Linked DNA regions of Homo sapiens: region 1 is linked to region 2. Evidence: chromatin loops called from intact Hi-C (ENCODE). Cell type or tissue: Calu3. All regions are shown on one strand. Each heading gives the region's core, and the rest is flanking DNA. Links, peaks and the distances in the headings are about the cores only.

What was found. A loop is a pair of places that touch in the nucleus more often than their neighbours do. Peaks named below come from ENCODE experiments on the same cell type or tissue, not always from the same donor. Only the 100,000 strongest peaks of a DNase experiment are listed, where the experiment ranks them.
Region 1: it touches region 2 in a loop (4-fold over the local background); 7 of 110 quality-filtered maps call a loop at or near these places.

The regions. Positions count from the first base shown.
Region 1 is chr3:64,242,525-64,247,397 of GRCh38, reverse strand. It overlaps a transcript of PRICKLE2 not described here. Among named protein-coding and RNA genes, the nearest start is that of PRICKLE2, 19 kb to the right of the region's middle. In Calu3, for the core only: CTCF peaks have their summits at 2,672 and 2,873 (motif pointing left); a DNase peak (open chromatin) is centred at 2,797.
Region 2 is chr3:64,397,067-64,401,939 of GRCh38, reverse strand. No RefSeq gene overlaps it. Among named protein-coding and RNA genes, the nearest start is that of PRICKLE2-DT, 46 kb to the left of the region's middle. In Calu3, for the core only: no CTCF peak of the experiment used is centred there; a DNase peak (open chromatin) is centred at 2,519.

The DNA of each region.
Region 1 (4,873 bases), core at 1,438-3,937, 150 kb after region 2:
TACTTAAGGATAATCTGTAGCCTATAAATACATGGAAAGGTAGTATAAATAGGATGGTGATGCTTTAAAAAAAAACTCACTGATATCTTTTCTGCACATTAAAATGCATGCATAGTAATAGTTGCTATTATCAAAGTATATTTTAGGAGTCTTCTGTTCAAATGGGGAAAAAGTATGATATATATAATTAAAATGTGTCGTCTATTCAGGGAGCCTGGCCTGCTAGAGGACGTTTTACTAGAAGGTGACCAGGCAAGAACCCTAGATTCTAGGGGCAGCTCGGCCAGTTGCTACCAGCACTGTGGCTTTGGACAAGTCACATGACCTGTTTTGGTTTCAGGATTTTCATCTACAAAATGAAATGCTTAAATATGTGATTTTTACAAAATGGACTTCGATTGAACCATGGAGGCTGTATTTCGGAGCTTCCTGTGAATAAGTATTGCTGAGAATGAATGAATGTGGCTACATCGTGCCCCTCCTCTGGGATTCCTCAGTGTATTAGAAGGCAGGATAGTCCAGGGGAACCAGAGAACTTTATGAGGGTACTTTCTACCAATAATTTTTGAAATGAAGGCAGACATGTAGCAAAGGAAAGTAAAACCTTTGGCTGTGAACTGGACCAAAGTCTTTAGACATATCTTAGCCTTTCATGCTTAAGCATCTAATTTAGTGTTCCTCAAAGTGTGATCCACATATCAGCAACATCAGTTTTACCAGCACCTGGAAAGTCGTCAGAAATGCAAAGTGTCAGCTCCACCCACCTCAGACTCGCTGAAAAACACATTGGGGTTTGGTCCACGGGCCCAACAATCTGTATTTAACAAGCCTTCCAGATGATTCTGTTGCACATTAAAGTTTTAGAAACACTGATCTAACTGAACTCAGACCACAGGCATTATCAAATAGAGAAATACGAAGATCAAAAAGAAAGAAAAGAGAATTTTATTCTTATGTTGGAAGGTAGGGTTGTGGGGGTGCTATAGGTTGGGTCACGGTTATCTGAGAAGATCACTAAAGTTTTTTCCAACTTCAGGGCTCTGTTTTTAATAGCATCGTCAAGATCCCTTGTACAGCGTTTTTTAAAGGTAATTATAGCAATGAGGTTTTCCAAGGAAGAGAGGTGTACAGTTTTTGTTTTTGTTTTTGTTTTTTTGAGATGGAGTCTTGCTTTGTCGCCCAGGCTGGAGTGCAGTGGGATGATCTCAGCTCACTGCAACCTCTGCCTCCCAGGTTCAAGCAATTCTCTTGCCTCAGCCTCTTGAGTAGCTGGGACTACAGGCACGCACCACTACACCGGACTAATTTTTGTGTTTTTTGCAGAGGGGTTTTGCCATGTTGGCCAGGCTGGTCTCGAACTCCTGGCCTCAAGTGATCCACCTGCCTTGGCCTCCTGAAGTGCTGGGATTACAAGTGTGAGCCACCACACCCAGTGGTTTTTAAATGATATTCAGGAGAGCTCAAACCGATAGGAAAAGTCTCAGTGAATTATCATTTAATGAGAGAGAACCCCATCTTTGCAGAAATAACTAGGTTATTGGCAAATTGAGAGCACACATGGTTATTCAGACACCTGGTCCTTTCACTCCTGCCTTCTTTTAAACCTAAAAGCTCTGAGACTAAATGTAGATTTCAAACCCTGGATCTTCAGCTGAACAATGCTTAGCTGCCCATTCCGTTGGATTTAAAACTTTCTCAGGAATCATCCATTGGTACAAAAAGAGGAATCCTCCCCCATGCCTCTCTGGATTTGAATGGTTGGCCCAGACAGGAATACTTACATTGCCTGGTCAAAAGCCCCAGAACTGCTCAGTGCAACCTCCTAAAGTCTGTTGCAACACACGTCACCTCTTCAAGGTTATCATTTTCCTTTAAGATCTTCTATTGTTATGAGGGCGGACACTGATTCCAAACAGAAGCAGCAATCTACATGTAGAATATGTGTTTCAGAGTACTCTGAATGCTCTGTCTAAAAGTGGAAAGATGAGACTGAGAGGTGAGGGCCACTAGCATTGAGATAGCCGTGACTACAAAAAAAGACTTCTAATCCAGTATTTCCCAGTTTTCCCAGCCTGAGAAACCCCATAATTCTTGCAGAGATAAGCTTTCCCGTCCTTCCTTATCTGACCCATCTAAACTTTTTTGTTGTAGAACACTTTCAAACACTAGAATTTTTGGCAGGACATTTTAAGGAATTGGAGTTGAGCTTTATTTTTTCTTGTTAAATCAAGCTTTGGAAAAATCGAAAAAAAATTCTAGCATTATCCAGTGAACACACATTTTTTCTCTTAGAAAAATCGGCTTGAAATTTTCTGTGCTTCTTACCTCTTATTAGTAATAATTTACCCTATTGACAACAAGTGGCTAAATAACTTAATTCCACATTCTTTAGATTGGTAGCGATGTTATGGTAGGCATCTATGATTGAAAAAATAATTTACACACATGGATCAAAACTTGGCAGCCTGGTTTTGAAATATTCGGGGTATATTCATGTGTGCTATGACATACTGGTTGAGAACCATTGGTCTACCCACAACCGCAGTAGAATCATACCTGTGTATTACATATGTAATGATACTGCTCTTTTTTGAGCCATGAGCCACTTGACCCAATTACCGTGCTATATTTCTGCTATATGTTGGTGACCAGATGAAGCCTAGGTCATGCTAAGTTGTGTTTTGTGGCATGTATGAATATATCCATTCCCATTTTTTCGCTTTCTGTCTCTCTCTCCCTGTCTCGTTCTCCCTCTCTATCAGACACACACACACACACACACACACACACACACCAGTCATTCACTTTTTCTCCTCTAGGTTTATCATAGTTTCCCCTTTTATCATCATCACCTAGTGGCCAACATCAGAATGTCTAGCATATGTTCACTAAATCCAGGGTAATTGAAAATCAGCCCTGGCCAGGGAGAGCTCCTTCCTAAATATGACTTGGTAATTATCCCCGACATTTTCAAGTGAGAGACTAATTATTGCATCAGTTACTACATAATTCCCTTTGCCAGTTAGCTCATCTTATATCCTCCCTGAAAATGACAAGACACAAATAAGTATACAAATTGGAGCATGTTAAGATGGTGTTTTTGCATTTGAACTGAGATTCCAGGGTATCCAGCCTTGGTTACCAGTGGCAGCACAAACATTTTCACTGAGTAAAATTAAACAGAAGGTGTTCCAGGACTGTGGTTGATTTCGACAGAATATCAAGGCCAAAATACGGTAACTTCCCAAATGCTATAAGGGTTGCTCTGAGCCACTGCTTTGATTCCATGCAAGTTAACATTTCTATTCATCCTGTTAGTTTTTCTGTTGTCTTTGATTCGTCATGGCATCAAACAGGTGATGGGTCTTCCCTGAAAGATGCAACTTTTCCTATTCCATAATTTGGCTGCCACAAATTGGAATACTAACAATTATGACATGAAAGAGCATGGGTAGTACAGAAATAACATACTAGGAGGCTCACAGATACCATTTTATTGGGGTAAAATGAGACAGGGCATTGAGAACAGTGATCAAATATGTATATTTCTTGGACAAGTAGACTGGGTCCTAACCAAAATTAGTCTTCTTGTTTCTGAGCCTCAGTTTACTCATCTCTGAGATGAAGTGATTAAATCTGTCATCTTCTAACATCGTTTTTCTTAATAATCATAACTGACATTATTATAGCACTATTACTATGTGTCAGGCACTCTGCTAAGGGCTTCATCTGCATAATCTCCTTTAATCCTCAGAATACTATTATCTGTCCCCATTTTACACTGAAAGCCTCAAAGAGGTTGAATAATTCACACAGCTAGTAAGTGACAGAGCTGAGATTTCTACCCAGGTATGACTGATACCAGAATCTGTGTTCTCATCCTCTACCTTATATGAACCCCAAAGTAGCATGTGACAAGATAGGATTTCTAAAATGATTCTAGACCACTGGTTCCCAAGGGGGGCAATTTTGTCCGTCAAGAATATTTGGCAATTTCTGGAGATATATTTGGTTTTCACGACTGGGGAAAGGGTGACCAGTGGCATCTCATGGATATAGGTCATGGGTACTGCTGAACACCATGCAATACATGGCACAGCCTCCAACAACAAAGAAATTGGCATGAATTGTCTATAATGTCAAGGTTGAGAAATGCTGTTCTAGGCCCAATAAAGAAATGGGTACATCATTGAAACTTTCTGTTTTCTACTGTCCACAGACAATTTTTTAAAAAGCTGTCTTCAAGGGATGACATTCCTGTTTTTAGAGTTTTTGCACACATGCACTTCATATTCCCACTCTCAGTACATGGTTGTATTTAAAAGCCACAGGTTTTGGTATAAGACAGACCTAAGTCCAAATCCCTGCTCTCTCACTTTCTGTTTTTCTTTGGGGCCATCACCTAAACTCTTAGGCCTCCTGTTTCTCATCTCTCAGATAGAAACAATTATTCTCTGTCTTGGGATGACTAGGATATAGTAAGTGCTCAGTAAATAGTTATCTTCTTTCAGCAGTGCTTCTCTTTCCTTTTGTAAATATCTCAGTCAGACTGTGCTCCTCTTACAGATGACCAGGTACACTCTTGGCCCCATCATTAATGCTGGCAGGGTGCACAGATTGCCATTCACAGACTGATGCTCACTGTCTTAGACACACAGGAACTGGAGTGGGTGAAGTGTACCCAAAGAGAAGCAGCTGTAAAGCAATGATGGCCCAATGTGAGTGTAGGGGGAGGAGCAGTAGAAGCCAAAGAATCTGGGAATCTTGGCCCCTGGCCAAGTCGTCCACTGAAGTGGACTCTCAGGGTTGGCTAGTTTTATTGTAGAATACATTGTTGCTCTATACTGTAAATGGAAAATTAACTTGTGTAACC
Region 2 (4,873 bases), core at 1,260-3,759:
GTGTCTTGCACAAGGTCAAAAATTATTCAGTTGTAGACTTTAGATTTATTTCAATAGCCTGTGTTCCACATTGCCTTTTAAAACAAAATTATAACTGTGTGCTATATGCTCTGCTTGCTGAGGTAGGCAAGGCTATAAAATATCTGGAACAATTACAAGTAAAAATGATTAAAGGTGGATTTCAAAAAGATAATCTGCAAATATTTGAAAAACTCACACATCTATTGGAGTTCAGCGACCAAAATAACTGAATATGAAGACTCAGCTCATTTGTTTTTCTTTGCTTGAGGAGAGGGGACTTAACTTGCTATTAGAGCCAGTGACTAGGCAAAGATCCAGAGAGCTTGTATAGAAGCTGGGTGGGAATGAGATGGAGAAAGAAGCTGCACTGCATCTCCTATCACTATCTTCTACTCTGCCGTAATGGCATCAGTTCACCCTCTTCTACTCTAGGAAACTTCTGGAATTTGGGTCCTGTATCAGTTAGCTATTGCCATTGTAAGGATGTGTAACAACTAATCTCAGAATCTCAGTGGTGTGCAAAACTAGGCACTTATTTCTCACTTGTGAGTTTGTGGATTGGCCGAGTGGCTGTGCTTCTCACATCTTTCATCCTCTTCCTGGGACCACCCAGGGTGTGCTCACCTTCTGGCAGGGATGGAGGCACAAGAGAGCAAGCTGGGAAACATGAGGCCTCCAAAGGCCTAAATTTGGAACTGGCACGTTGTCATTTCCACCCATTTGCTGTTGGCCAAAGCAAGTCATGAGGCCAAGTCAAAGGTGAGGAAGGAGTGGTAGTTATACTCCATGAATGATAGCCACGATGAGTAAAGGTGTGGATGCAGGGAGGTGTGAAAATTGGGACCAGTATTGCAATCTACTACAGGTTCCAATAACATGTATTTTGGAATTCATCCTTTTATATCAGCGCCTTTCCATTTTTGAGTTCATGGGCCCTTTTGTGAACCTGTTGGAAGTTCTGCACATGCTCAAACAAGTGTAGTCTACACCTAATTTAGCTTTCAGTTTTCAGGGAGTCTCTTAAGTTAAACCACAAGGCCCAAGTTAAGATATCCTGTACGGGAGTGCTGCCCTGCATGGTGCACTGTCTTCTCCAGGAGCAGGAAGGTAAGACAACAGGTGCTGTTTCTGCCCCTTCTCAAAACCTTCTGCTCTGCTGATTCCAAATGCTCAAACATGTTCAAATGCAAACACTCGGATTGGATGGGATCTTTTCTTTTCTCCAACATGAAGATAGCTTTATCAACATTTTTGACTATTGAAGAAAGTTTCTGCAAAGGTAATGGATAAGCAAGTGCTGCTCTGTTATAATATTTTTGTTGGATCACTTTAACAAAATGTGAAGATTAAGTGTTGTGAAGTGCATTCATCTCCATTCATTCAATGTAAAGAATAATGATGCCTGTTTTTGTTTTTGTTCCTGTGTTTTTCTTTCTTTCTTTTTTTTTTTTTTTTTTTGAGACAGAGTCTCACTCTGTCACCCAGGCTGGAGTGCAGTGGTGCAATCTTAGCTCACTGCAACCTCTGCCTCCCCATTCAAACTATTCTCCTGCCTCAGCCTCCCAGGTAGCTGGGATTATAGTCACCAGCCACCATATCCGGCTCATTTTTTTTGTATTTTTAGTAGAGACAGGGTTTTGCCACGTTGGCCAGGCTGGTCTCGAACTCCTGAGCTCAAGTGATCCACCCGGCTCAGCCTCCCAAAGTCCTGGGATTAAGGCATGAGCCACCATGCCTGGCCATTAAATGTGCTTTAAACACTCTCTTCTTCTAAGAAGTCATAGTCATATTAAATAATCATTTTTATAAATGTCTTTAAACCCTATGTAATTTCCCAAAATTATTTTGGATGTTTTTCTGATCTGTGAAGTCTCAAACTCTGAGAACCACTGATGTAGACTAACTCTCCTTCTGGAGCTGGAATCTTGAGATTTCTCTCCGTCCCTAAGGAATCATCCAGAATCTGTTTGATTACCTTGAGAGATGGAAGCTCATAATCATTGGTCAGCTGTGACCACTGGATCATTCTTTCTTATGTCAGTCTGAAATCCTCCCCTGGGTCGCTGCACCATAAGAGACATCAGAACAGCAGAGTTATCTTTAAGAATTTTCCAACCACTTTTAAATATGGGAAGAGGAGCAGACTTATTTTCATATGCCTATGGCTGTTTCCTTAAGCCTACCACTCTGGTATTTTGTAACAAGTTGCTATCTCTCTGAAATTTAGGGATGCTTCATGGGGCTGATTAGCCTTTATTCTACTTGTGAGCCCTTAACTGGCCTCAAGGTTGAGACAGCAGGGATGTGTGTGTCAGTCTGTAGCAACATCTCCTCTATCTCAGCTGCACCCCTAGAATTCTTCATTTGGTTGAGAACCCTTAGGGTTGCCCTTTTCCATTTCAGTGGGGACAGTGCTGGAAGAACAAGTCAGTGTCCTCCACTGGCACAGGTTCTTCCAGACTCTTGGACTCAGATCCCCTGCCTGCCCCAGGTCTCCAAACCAACACCTACTGCACTAATGAAAATTCACAGTAGAGGGCAGTCTCTCATGCATAACAAGGCTTCCTTTGTGGAGATGTGTATTTAATTGAAGAACTGATAGAAAAGTTTCTTTAATTAGGCTGACTTCATAAAGGGGAGACAAATCCCTTGCCATCCTAGAAGCCATCTTTTGTCTGTAGGAAAGGCCATTTTGTTTTTGAACAGGAGATTTCCCTCTTCTTATTTCCCCACTGTTGGGTCTCATTTGTGAAGTTCAAAGATAGAAGGGGGTTAATTTTAGAGTAGCCTTTCTGATTTTTTTTAAACCAAATATGCATGGTGGTAGGAACATTTGAACACACTGCAGCAAGACTTGCTGATTTCTCAATCTTTTTTTTTTTTTTGAGATGGAGTCTCTGTTGCTCTGTTGCCCAGGCCGGGGTGCAGTGGCATGATCTCAGCTCACTGCAACCTCTGCCTCCTAGGTTCAAGTGATTCTCCTGCCTCAGCCTCCCAAGTAGCTGGGACTACAGGCATGCACCACCACGCCCGGCTAATTTTTGTATTTTTAGTAGAGATGGGGTTTCACCATGTTGGCCAGGTTGGTCTTGAACTCCTGACCTCAGGTGAGCCACCCACCTCGGCCTCCCAAAGTGCTGGGATTATAGGCGTAAGCCACTGCGCCCGGCCTTCTCTGACAATCTTAACAGCTTCCCTGACTACAAAGGATAAGCCTGGAGAGGATTATTAATGCCAAACATCTGTTTTGCTTTTTATGGTCAGGCTTGTGCTGAGTCTGTCTGACACAATATTTAATAGTCACAGAAACCCTACAAGGGAGATCAGCTTGTGGTTATCATTTACAGATGGGGAGACTAAGATAGTGATATTGAGAAATTTGCTGTGTGACCATGAGCAAGATACTGGACTTCTCTGGGCCTTACCTTGTTTATCTGTAAAACAAAGACATTGAGATTAAATAGCTTCCACCATCCCCATTTTCTCTAGGCTTGGGACAAAATAAAATCAAAAACACTAAAGCCAGACTTACCATGGCAGTGGGATTGTCTGGGGGTGGAGGTGTTGATGTTATTGACAAGGAAGCAGGCCCATGCTTTTGTCATTGGTTTAAAATTCCTTGAGCCGAGCCTATGGCATGTTGGAAACCCAGCACTGGCTTGGTTTAACATCCATAAATGTTAAGACGCTGAGCCTCATCCAATTTTAGCAGTAACCTGCTTCAGTTCCCTAGGAATGTTAAAATGGGAACTGCGTTAGTGGCTCTGAAAGCCTGGCCACTGAGCGTATGCTTCTGCTCTTCCATGAAATGCAGAGGCGAATTGTGAATGTACTGAATTATACCAAGGAGATTAATTTCATTTTGTTCTTCCCAATAAAACTCACCAAAATGACCTGACTTGTCCCTTATTCTTAAAAAATTTCCAAAAAGGAAACAAAAGAACTTTTGGTGGTCAGTCTTGTTAGATGGAAGTTTTATTCTCCCAGGCATGAACCAACTGTCAGAAGACTTATTCTGAGCAGGTTTCTAATCTTTTTATATTCTCTCATACATCCCCAGCCTGGCCCTGGATGCTGGGTGCTGTTTAGCAGAAGTGGGATAGAGGCAGGAGTGAGAAAGCCATGCTTTCTGAAATACCAGTGAGTATACCTAGGTTGCGTCTGAACTCATCACTGATCCACACAGGTTATATATAACATGGCGGTGGGTGATTATTTAATGATTTGGGGGGGTTTACAAATCATATGACTAGAAGGAATCATTTTAAAGAGAGCAAAAAAATGATATGAGTGAGAGGTTTTTTATTGGTTGCTATATTAAGCCATACCATATGAAATTGCTCTTTGGTAGGGAAGGTCTGAGCTGGGGAAAATAAATTCAGGAATCATCAGCATATTGATGGTATTTAAATCTGTGAATGAGATCATTTAAGGAGAGAATGGAGCTAGCACTGAGGGCCGGCTCAAAGCCTGAGGCTCTGCAATGTTTAGAAGATTTACAGAGGAGGAGGAACGGCTAAGGAATTAGAGCAGGGGAAAATGTGTCCTTGGTTAAATATTCTGCTGGGGAGGTTTAACACACACACACACACACACACACACACACACACACACACGCGCGCGCGCACACCCCTACACACAGTTAGAGGTCCTGGTTCCAGCGTTTCTTTTTATGAGTGAATCCTCCCCTCCCAGATAACCTTGCCTGGCAAAGATGCTATTTTGTGAGAGGAAGCAGCAGGAGCTGTTAAGCTGAGATGATGATTCATTATCTGTTAATGGTTTCCCCCTGTGGTTTTTCTCTGTCCTTCAACCCCCTACCCCTTTTAGTGGAGTTTTCTTTGTGCTAGAA